Regions from separate parts of the Homo sapiens genome. Here region 1 is linked to region 2. The links are chromatin loops, found by intact Hi-C in ENCODE. Cell type or tissue: IMR-90. All regions are shown on one strand.

Region 1 (5,000 bases), 96 kb before region 2:
ATAGGCATTTTAATTTCTCTTGAATCTGCATCCTTTAACCTCAAGGAATGGCCTTAATTAAATTCTTTGAAATTCAGTAAAAACATTTATATTTATCCAGAGTCGACTTTAGCCTCACATTCCCCTACTAATGCTTTTCATTTTCATCTTCCCAGTCTGAGAAATTCTAATCCTTTTTAGTCTTTTAGTCTGTCCTTGACGGAAAGATAAGCTTTCCCCTTGATTATCTTAGTTGTTTTTCCCTGGATCTTTTCCAGCTCTGTTATATCTTCTTTGGGATGTCGTGACTAGGGTGGCCCAAATATTGGTTATGAAATTTGTTAGCATTGTCTCTAGTTTCCACTCACTCATGAAGAAAGTAAATGTTATTTGCTGTCTCCCATTGGTGCAGAAATGGAGAGATCAATTGAGGTCATAACCTCTTCTGCATATATTAGTTCTAGCCGAAGGTTGGTTTTCTGCTACTTTTCTGTAATACCAGCAAAAGTGTTTGACCTTATATTTCTGCCAGCTGTCCCTTAGGAAGGATTTGATTTTTAGACAAGCTGGTCCTTTCCTCCTTCAAAGACGCTGTGGTTGCTAAATATTGGGAAGAATTCACTAATGAAACTCAGGAGTAAACCTGCTGACTCCATCAGCAGTAATGCATTTCATCAGGTTCCCTTTCGAAATATCTCTGAAGCCCTTCACAGAAGAGTGAAAGATGGGGTTCTTGGGAACTTGCTAACTGCTCAGCTTTTTTTACATGCAATGCTCAAGAAGCAACTCATGTCCAAAGGAGTGTTTATCTTTTCCTGCTGGTAATTTTGAATGTTGTATATACATTGCTGTATATGTTGCCTGATGACCTTGATCGACCCTTCTCTTCACTCTCAATCTCAGGCATGTTTCCACAACCATTTATTGCATCTGAGTTTTGCTCACAACTTTCTGCTGCTTCCTGCTTAGCAAAATGCGATATAAAACCTTATTGGATGAAGTTAACAGTTGCTTCAGTCAACATTTCTTGTTACTGTTGCTGTTTGTGCTGACAAAATTGCTGATTTGGGTTCTGACTGTCCTGTCTTCTTATGGCCTACCATTCCTATAGCTCTATTTGTACGAGTATTTGACTCTCTGCCTGGAACTGTGGCCATCTGTCTAGATTTACCTTTTGGTATATGTGGCTCTCTGTATCCTGTTGGTCTACATTCTGGTTTGAACTCACGGATCTTGGTCTGGTTTTTAGTACCAGTGTTCCCCTAACTCCAGTAGCATCTGAATCTTGACACCACCTTCCCCTGCCCCCTACTGTATTGCCTCTATTACTACTTTCATGGCAATTTTTTCGGATTCCAAATATGTCCCATGCTTAAAGCATATCTTGCTCTCATTCTTGTTCTAGCCCCTGTTGGTACCAGGCATTGCTCCAATTCAAGTTTTGGTTGGTTGATTTCTTCCTTCATAATATTGATTGCTATTTCAGTACCTGTATTTATATACAGAGGGAGCAGTGCCTAACTACATCTTAGCCTTAACAGCAATCAACGTGTTAAATATCCCTGTGTTGGCTGGTTTGCAGTAGACACGTCTTCTGACAATGAGATGGGCTCTTATTATAAAGAAACTGGAGTATGATATCAACATAGAAAACATTTCCTCAGGCCGGGTGCGGTGGCTCACGCCTGTAATCCCAGCACTTTGGGAGGCTGAGGCAGGCAGATCACGAGGTCAGGAGATGGAGACCATCCTGGCTAACATGGTGAAACCCCGTCTCTACTAAAAATACAAAAAATTAGCTGGGCGTGGTGGCGGGCGCCTGTAGTCCCAGCTACTTGGGAGGCTGAGGCAGGAGAATGGCGTAAACCCGGGAAGCGGAGCATGCAGTGGACGAGATCGCGCCACTGCACTCCAGCCTGGGTGACAGAGCAAGACTCTGCCTCAAAAAAAAAAAAAAAAAAAAATTTCCTCATTTCTTATTCCAGACACCTCACTCTTCTAAGAATGATACAAGTCTTCTGACATTGGGTTTGAAAATCAGTTGAATTTTGTCATAATCTTTCATACAATGTGAACACATCATGTAGTATATAATTTTGTGCTATTTCTGGTAAGATCCTTCTTATGTATATTTTTCTTCAAAATATACCTTTTAGCAGCTAAGACAACATTAAATAGGGGAAATTTTAAATAGGCTAGGCATCGCAAGACTTGAATTCTAGTTCCAGCTTTACTGTCACCTAGCTATTAATACTTGACCAATGGGAAATTGCTTATTTTCTGTGGGCCTCAGTTTCTCCCTCTGTCATTTAAGGAAGCAGAATGACATGATATCATAGGTCATTTCCAGTACTAACATTTTCTGATTTTGTGAATGTTGACTTCGAAATAGAAATTGTTTGTGATCATTTTCCAGAGAAGTGAAAATGAATCTTCATATTGCCCTTGAGGATTCTTATTGCACCATCAATCTTATCGGGATAGAAAGGACAAATAATATTAAATGTTTCACTTAACTATTTAGCACTATTGATGATAAGAAGTGGATGCAACAGAGAATCAGCTGTCTAATTTGATCTGTCAGTCTTTGAGGATGCTGGTGAATGATTCGGGGTAATTAAATTTTTGAAATCACTGCCAAAAGCCTGATGCTCTGACTTTTCAAAAGGCTTTAGTACACAAAGATAACCCAGAGGTCAATCTTCTCTGCTGTGTTTTCTCCTCTGCCATTTGATGGTTTCAAAGGTCACGTTACCTGAGTCTCAGTAAGCTCTGGAACCACAATGAAGGAATAGTTGGTAATACATTATTGATGATATAATCATGAAAACAATTCAGGTTAAGATATTAACTGAAAGAGAGTGAAAGGGGTGCCATAGTGTTGTGCAGAGTGCTGAGTCTGGTTTTGGTTTTATAGATCTTGTTGGGAGATGTAGATGTTGATATCATCTGTGTCTCATAGGTTCATGAAAAAAACCCTCACATCCTTTTTTGTAGTTTCATAAGCTGATTTGTATCACCTTGACTGAAATAACAGACTCCAGGAGGATAGCTGTTGTTATCTCTTTTTCTAGCATAGTGCCTCACAGATAACAGGTACTTGGTAAATATTGGAATGAATTCATGAACATATGTCAGTAATTCTATGTGCTTTTCAGTTTGCTGACTCATTTCACCTTCAAAACAATCTTGTAGTATTTGTGTGTCAATTTAGATTTACCACTCAAATCCATCTCTCATGCCCTCTAGACATGAACTTTAGTGTTAGGAAGCATGCCGAGTGTTTGATAGAGTTTCTCATAGCTCCTACAGTTTGGTGCTTAAGGGACAGTCCTTGGCATGGATGTATGAATGGTACATACCAAAACATGAGTTCTAGATTCCGTTCTATCTTAATCTAACAATATGATAAGGAGTATAACTTAGCTCAACCTCAATGAGAAGGTTGAACTAGATAATGCCTGGGACCACTCTCAGCTCTAGCTTTGTTTCAGTAGAACTAGAGTCTGTTTTTCCTAAATATCATTCATGAGGCTTCTTCTGGTTTTCTAGTGGTCAATAGAGCTTTAAATTGATCAACTACTGTTTTTCACTGAGCATTGTGGACAGGACCTACTTTTTGGGCCAGGATATAGTAGCCACTGAGTCTTAACAGAATGTCATCAATGATACATTTTTATTTTACAGAAAAATGTTGTAACATTCTATATGGCATATGTCATGTGGAAAGGTGGCAACATATATACATACACCTATACATGTGGCAGCTAAAATTTAATGTGTGTATGGGGAAAATAATCCTGTATTATAATACACATGGTATAGCATTCCCTGCCTCATTCGTGGCACTTTTGGAAATGTGAGAATGAGCATAGAACATATTCAAGTTGGTTTATCCAAAAGAAGAGGAGTAAATTATTTCAGCTATTTCCCCATTTTCTTTTTCTAACTTTCTTAAACATGCACTTTCTTACATAATCACGTGTTAGAAAAAAACCAGTAGTCACATCAAATAAATCTGCATTTGAAACAACTGTATCATATCCCAACTCTGTTCGTTTGAGCCATTTGCTTAACGTGACACCCATTCTACTTTATGACACATAAGGAATATTGCTTAAGAAATGTTAATTGGCTTTCCTTTTCTCCTCTGAAACTGGATTGAAGTCTTATTGACCTCTATTAGATACTGAGTGTTCAGGTTTTTAGGAAAACACTCATAGAGATATAGCCCCAGTGTGAGCTGCATTTTTAGAATATTTTCTAGAACCCAAATATGTCCCTAATCAAAGTTAGTTTATTTTCATTCTTAGCGTTCCCACGTAATTTGGGGTATGTGTGAATTCCCAAACATTCCCGGGCCTCTCCTAGGCTTCTCTAATTGCTTCTTATTCTGTTCCCCTGGGAAGCAGCATCCTGTTCCCTTCACAAAGGTCAGCAGCAACAGCCCAGGCAATGTTTTAAAATAACTTAATAACCCTGAACTGCCTCTCTCTTCTTTGGGATAATTTCCTTAGAGCATTAGTCCTTTGAACACTGACCTGGTTGCAGAAAATGCCCCTTTCTCAGTGGGAAAACTCCAAATCCCATTCAGTCTTCCCCTCCTTCCTTCCAGGGGATAGGGTGGGGGAGTAGGGGGTAGGGAGAGGGTATTAAATACTTTCTTCAGGAAAAATGTTAACACGGTAAAACACTCTCTCTCTCTCTCTCTCTCTCTCTCTCTCTCTCTCTGTGTATGTATTCTTTTTTAAAGAAATAGACTGTGAGTGCATTGTATAAATCAGTGCTGTCACGTTGCAAATTTTTTAAACCGTTGTACAAGATAGAAAAACAGTATCTCTGGATATTGACTCTGGAAAGCTTCTAAGAGCAGGTCCTAGATGAGACTTAGCTCACTGTCGGCATTCGGCAAATGATCACGTTTTCTGTGATACCATTAACTCCTGGGGGGATGAAACTGAAAAGCCTCGCTGCTCTTCCTGAAACTCTCAACTGCTTTTTTCTGTTTTTCTTTCTCAGCT
Region 2 (5,000 bases):
TTATTTAAAAGGTTTATATAAACTTTTTTTGTAGAGATGGGATCTCACTATGTTGCCCAAGCTGGTCTTAAGCTCCTGGCCTCAAGCAGTCCTCCCACCTTGGCCTCTCAAAGCGTTGGGATTACAGGCATGAGCCACTGAATCCAGCCAGTTGTGCCTATTTTTGAGTTTATGGGCTTGTGGATGATTTATTTGATTATATATGTATATGTTAAATGTCTAAGTTACCCAAAGTGAGCATGTATAACTTCTACAGTCAGAAAAAATGTTATATTGCCACTTGATTGTTTAAGGTCTTATAGCTATTTAAATAATGTATTTCTTGTTCTCTTTAATCTTGTGCAGAAAAGATTCACTACAGTAGATCCAGATTACTTTCTAGAAAAAAATAATGCCTGTCCATCTCTTTCCTCTTGGGAACAGGACTACATGAATGCCCTTCAGGCTATACCACTTTAGTCTTCACAGAACTTAGCCTTCCTGGTTGTCAAAGGGCAAAAGGAATTATTTTTTCTTTTCCCCACGTTAACAGAATTTTCACCTCCGAAAGCTTGGCGTATACACACTATATGTTTTCTAGGCTATTTTTGTGGTGGTTGTAGTTATTGGCAAATCACTGGGCGTCGGGGGTGGGTTGTCTGTTATTTCTGATGGAATAACAAATGCTCTTTGTTTTCCCTCTTTTCAGCTGACCTGAATAATGTCAGATTCTCAGCTTATAGGACTGCCATGAAACTCCGAAGACTGCAGAAGGCCCTTTGCTGTAAGTATTGGCCAGTATTTGAAGATCTTGATACTATGTCTTTGCTTAGAATAAAAAGTAGGTTGGGTACATTTTTACTTAGAGAGGGGAGAAACAGCTGTCACAATTCCTGTTGCAATGTATAATTCATTCTTTAATGTATCCTTGGCCTAGAGTTTGCCTAGAATGTTTTGTTTTATTTTTAGAATCATTCCTGTCACCATTCCTCAGCTACTGATGTTGAATTAAGATATTGAGAATTTTTATTTTCCAACTACTGGCATTGGCATCGGCATCCATAATTACCTTTGTGAAACTTGCACAATCCTTGTTCTACCTTTGTTTTTTTTTCTTTTTACAAAATGTACTTAGTATTAGAAGACTATGACTATCTGATCTAAACCAAACTTCATAGACATGTGTGGTTTATTAGCTTGAATGCTAACGTGCAGATGAATGAAGTGGTAGAGGAAAAATGACAGAATTGCTTTCCTCCTTTTTTATCATACATCTGTGGAAAAATCCTGAAGTGTTACACAGCTCTATCATGTCATCAAATAGTTTATGTATAACTCTACTATTGTCTGAGGGTCTGTGTGCATTGATGATATGCCCATGAAACAGGCACAGTTTCTTTTTCTTTTTTTCTGTTTTTTTTTTTTTTTTTTTTTTTTTGAGATGGAGTCTTGCTCTGTTGCCCAGGCTGGAGTGCAGTGGAGTGGCGCAATATGGGCTCACTGCAACCTCCACCTCCCAGGTTCAAGTGATTCTCCTGCGTCAGCCTCCCAGGTAGCTGGGATTACAGGCATGCCCCACCATGCCCGGCTAATTTTTGTTTTTTGTTTGTTTGTTTGTTTGTTTTGTTTTTTTTTGAGACAGAGTCTCGCTCTGTCACCCTGGCTGGAGTGCAGTGGCGCGTTCTAGGCTCACTGCAGACTCCACCTCCCGGGTTCACGCCATTCTCCTGGCTCAGCCTCCGGAGTAGCTGGGACTACAGGCACCCACCACCACGCCTGGCTAATTTTGTTTTTGTAATTTTAGTAGAGGCGGGGTTTCACCGTGTTAGCCAGGATGGTCTCGATCTCCTGACCTTGTGATCCGCCCTCCTCGGCCTCCCAAAGTGCTGGGATTACAGGCATGAGCCACCACGCCCGGCCTAATTTTTGTATTTTTTAATAGAGACGGGGTTTCACCATGTTGGTCAGGCTGGTCTCGAACTCCTGACCTCAGGTGATTCACCCGCCTCAGCCTCCCAAAGTGCTGGGATTACAGGCGTGAGCCAATGCGCCCGGCCCAACAGGCACAGTTTCTGCTCTGATGGAACTTACAGTCTAACAAGGGATAACCAGGATGTTCATGAAATTTGTAGACATAAGCAAATATATGTATAATGTATTAAGAATGTCTACAGTTGGTTAAAAAAATAAAGTGATCTTGTCTCTATTTCCAAGACCATTTCAATGTCATATATTTAGTTGTGCAACAGTGGGACAATGGGGTACTATGTGAACAGCTAACTGTGTGGAATGAGATTCAAAGAATGTTTGTTTGAAGAGGTGATGTCTAAGCTAGGTAACTCTAGAAGAGTAAGCAGCTCTCTCTCTAGGAAGAGCGTTCTAGTCAGAAAGAAGAGCATGTGCTGAAGGGCCCAGAGAAAGCATGACACATTCAGGAACTGAAAATATGTCAGTATGGCTAAAGCACAGAATTCCAGGGGAAAGATCTATTGTGAAATAATAGGCTGGAGAGAGAAGCAGGAAGCAGATTGTGCAAGGTTTTTAAAACCCAAGTTAAGGAATTTAGAGGTCAGGGGATTTGGCCTGGGGGTGACATAATCAGATTGTCGCTTAGAAAGATGATTCTTGCTGTGGAACAGAGTATGGATTGGTGCGATGTGGGAGTGACAGGAGAAAAACCTGTTGCAGTAATCTAAACCAGCAATGTGGTGGCTTGAATTAGCAGAGTAGTAAGGGAGATAAGTGGAGAGAATTTAGAAATATTTAGGAAGTGGATTTGACAGGCCTCAGTGATTCATTTGATGTGGTGCAGGGATGTCCAATCTTTTGGCTTCTCCGGGCCACAGTGGAAGAAGAATTGTCTTGGACCCCACATAAAATACACTAACGCTAACGGTAGCTGATGAGCTAAAAAAAAAAAAAAAAAAAAAAAAATCGCAAAAAAAAAAAAAAATGTTTTAGGAAAGTTTACGAATTCATTTGGGCCTCATTCAAAGCCATCCTGGGCCACAGGTTGGACAAGCTTGATGTGGTGGGTGAAAGGGAGTCAAGGAAGACACTTAGGTGCTTGGCTTGGAATATCAGGTGAATGTGGGACTTGTCTGGTAAGGTTAGACACGGAGCTGTGGTGCTCAGGAGAAATATACAAACAACGTTTAGGGATCATGAGCCTGTAGGTGCTGCTTGTAACGGGGGAGAGGATTGGATAGCTCCAGGAAAGTGTAGCGTGAGAAGGGAAGTTATTTAGGACACAGGATAAGCAACCTACAGAAGGGACTGCAAAGGAATGGCCAGGAGGAAAGAAGGAAAATTCCAAGAGGTTATGATGCCACATGCTCCATGGGAAGAAAGAAAGAACCCGTTACCAGGGTCAGATGTTGCTGGGATGTCAGCATAAAGTTGCGGAAAATGCCCATTGGACTTAGCAACAGGAAGGTCCCTAGTAACTTTGGTGAGATTTTAGAGGCACAGTGGAAGTGGTGTGGTGAGTTCAAAAGTGAACCAAAAGTGGAGAATTAGAGAAGGTATGAATGATTCTTGGAGAAATTTACTTATGAAGGGGAGAAGAGTGGGGTGGTAGCTAGTTGGAGGGGGCTGAGGAGTTAATGGAAATGTATGTACAGTCACGTGTTGCTTAACAATGGGGATATGTTCTAAGAAATGTGTTGTTAGGCAACTTTGTTGTTATGTCAATATAGGAGAGTACTACACAAACTTAGATGGTATAGCCTAGTACACACCTAGGCTGTATGGGATAGCCTATTGCTCCTAGGCTATACACCTGTACAGCACGTGACTGTTCTGAATACTGTAGGCAGTTGGAACACAATAGTAAGTATTGTGTATCGAAACGTATTTAAACATAGAAAGATACAGTAAAAATATATAATAGTGTAATCTCATGGGCTCGCTGTCATATAGGCAGTCCATTGTTGACTGAAATGTCATTATGTGGCACAATATGTGTATATAAGTGTGTGTGTGTGTGTGTGTGTGTATACATTGATCCTTGAACAACATGGGTTTGAACTGCTTGGGTCAACTTACGTGGATTTTTTTCAATCAAATGCAGGCCAAACATATAGTATTCGTGGGAATGTATTTATATGAGTATGAGAAGACAGGGTGAGATTACAATTATTGGCCCAAGAGGAGATGATAAATAATGGGTGTTCTCAGAGAATACGGGCAGGTAATCCAGAGCCCAAGGGAGGGAAGAGATACCTCTCTTCCACTGTAATGGGTGGGGTAGAGGGAAGGATCTGGGCAGGTCCAGGTAACTAAGAAACCAGGTAGCAGCAAGGTGAAGGATGTCTTACTATAAAGGCTTCCATTTTTTGTATGGAGTGGAGAGTCCCTGCAACGCAGTTAACAGCAGGAGATGATGAAGTTGGGCTTATCTTTGTGGAGAATAAGAGAGAGGGCGGAGTTGAAAACCAGCTGTGTGAACCCAGAGGCGGCTGAGTGTTTCACGGTAGCTCCAATCTGCAGGGGTGTGGTATTTCCCCAGGCACGCTTAGCACTTGGGAGCCAGATGCTTCTGTCCTGGGGTAGGGAGGGAACAGCTGGGCAAGAGAAGTGAGGATTTGGGCAAAAGATTGATTAAAATGATACTGACAAGTCCCTGTTGGGTAGGAGAAGCTGTGAACGCATATGGAAACTGGTAATTAGGAGGTAGAGGGATGAAAATGCTAACTCTTCAGGGAGGTAGGGGAAGAAGTAGTAAAGGAACTGAAGGTCAAGAAGTTGTGGTCAGAGAGAATCATAGATGAACATTATTTTGAAGGTGGAACAGTTTCAGGTGATTAGATCTAGGATATAGCCATTTGAGTAGGTGGCAGAGGTAGAGTGGATGTGAATTTCCATGGAGGTGAAATAGCAAGTTAAGGAACTGAGAGGCTAGAATGATGCATGAGTCCCCCATGCCAATGTTGAAATCATGCAGAATTGGAGCGAGAACTGGGCAAAAGAGAAGGACCGTGAACCCTGGCTGCCAGGTCTTCAGAAATAAAGGGGTTCAA

The links. Hi-C counts contacts between places; a loop is a spot of excess contacts. Peaks named below come from ENCODE experiments on the same cell type or tissue, not always from the same donor. Only the 100,000 strongest peaks of a DNase experiment are listed, where the experiment ranks them.
Region 1: it touches region 2 in a loop (2.5-fold over the local background); 2 of 110 quality-filtered maps call a loop at or near these places.

The regions. Positions count from the first base shown.
Region 1 is chrX:31,314,453-31,319,452 of GRCh38, reverse strand. The region is part of intron 62 of DMD (dystrophin); the gene reads left to right. Among named protein-coding and RNA genes, the nearest start is that of FTHL17, 240 kb to the right of the region's middle. In IMR-90, no CTCF peak of the experiment used is centred here; no DNase peak of the experiment used is centred here; H3K27ac peaks cover 320 bases.
Region 2 is chrX:31,218,810-31,223,809 of GRCh38, reverse strand. It overlaps DMD (dystrophin), which reads left to right. Exons shown (of 79, transcript NM_004006.3): 64 at 689-763. Among named protein-coding and RNA genes, the nearest start is that of FTHL17, 150 kb to the right of the region's middle. In IMR-90, no CTCF peak of the experiment used is centred here; a DNase peak (open chromatin) is centred at 2,429; H3K27ac peaks cover 592 bases.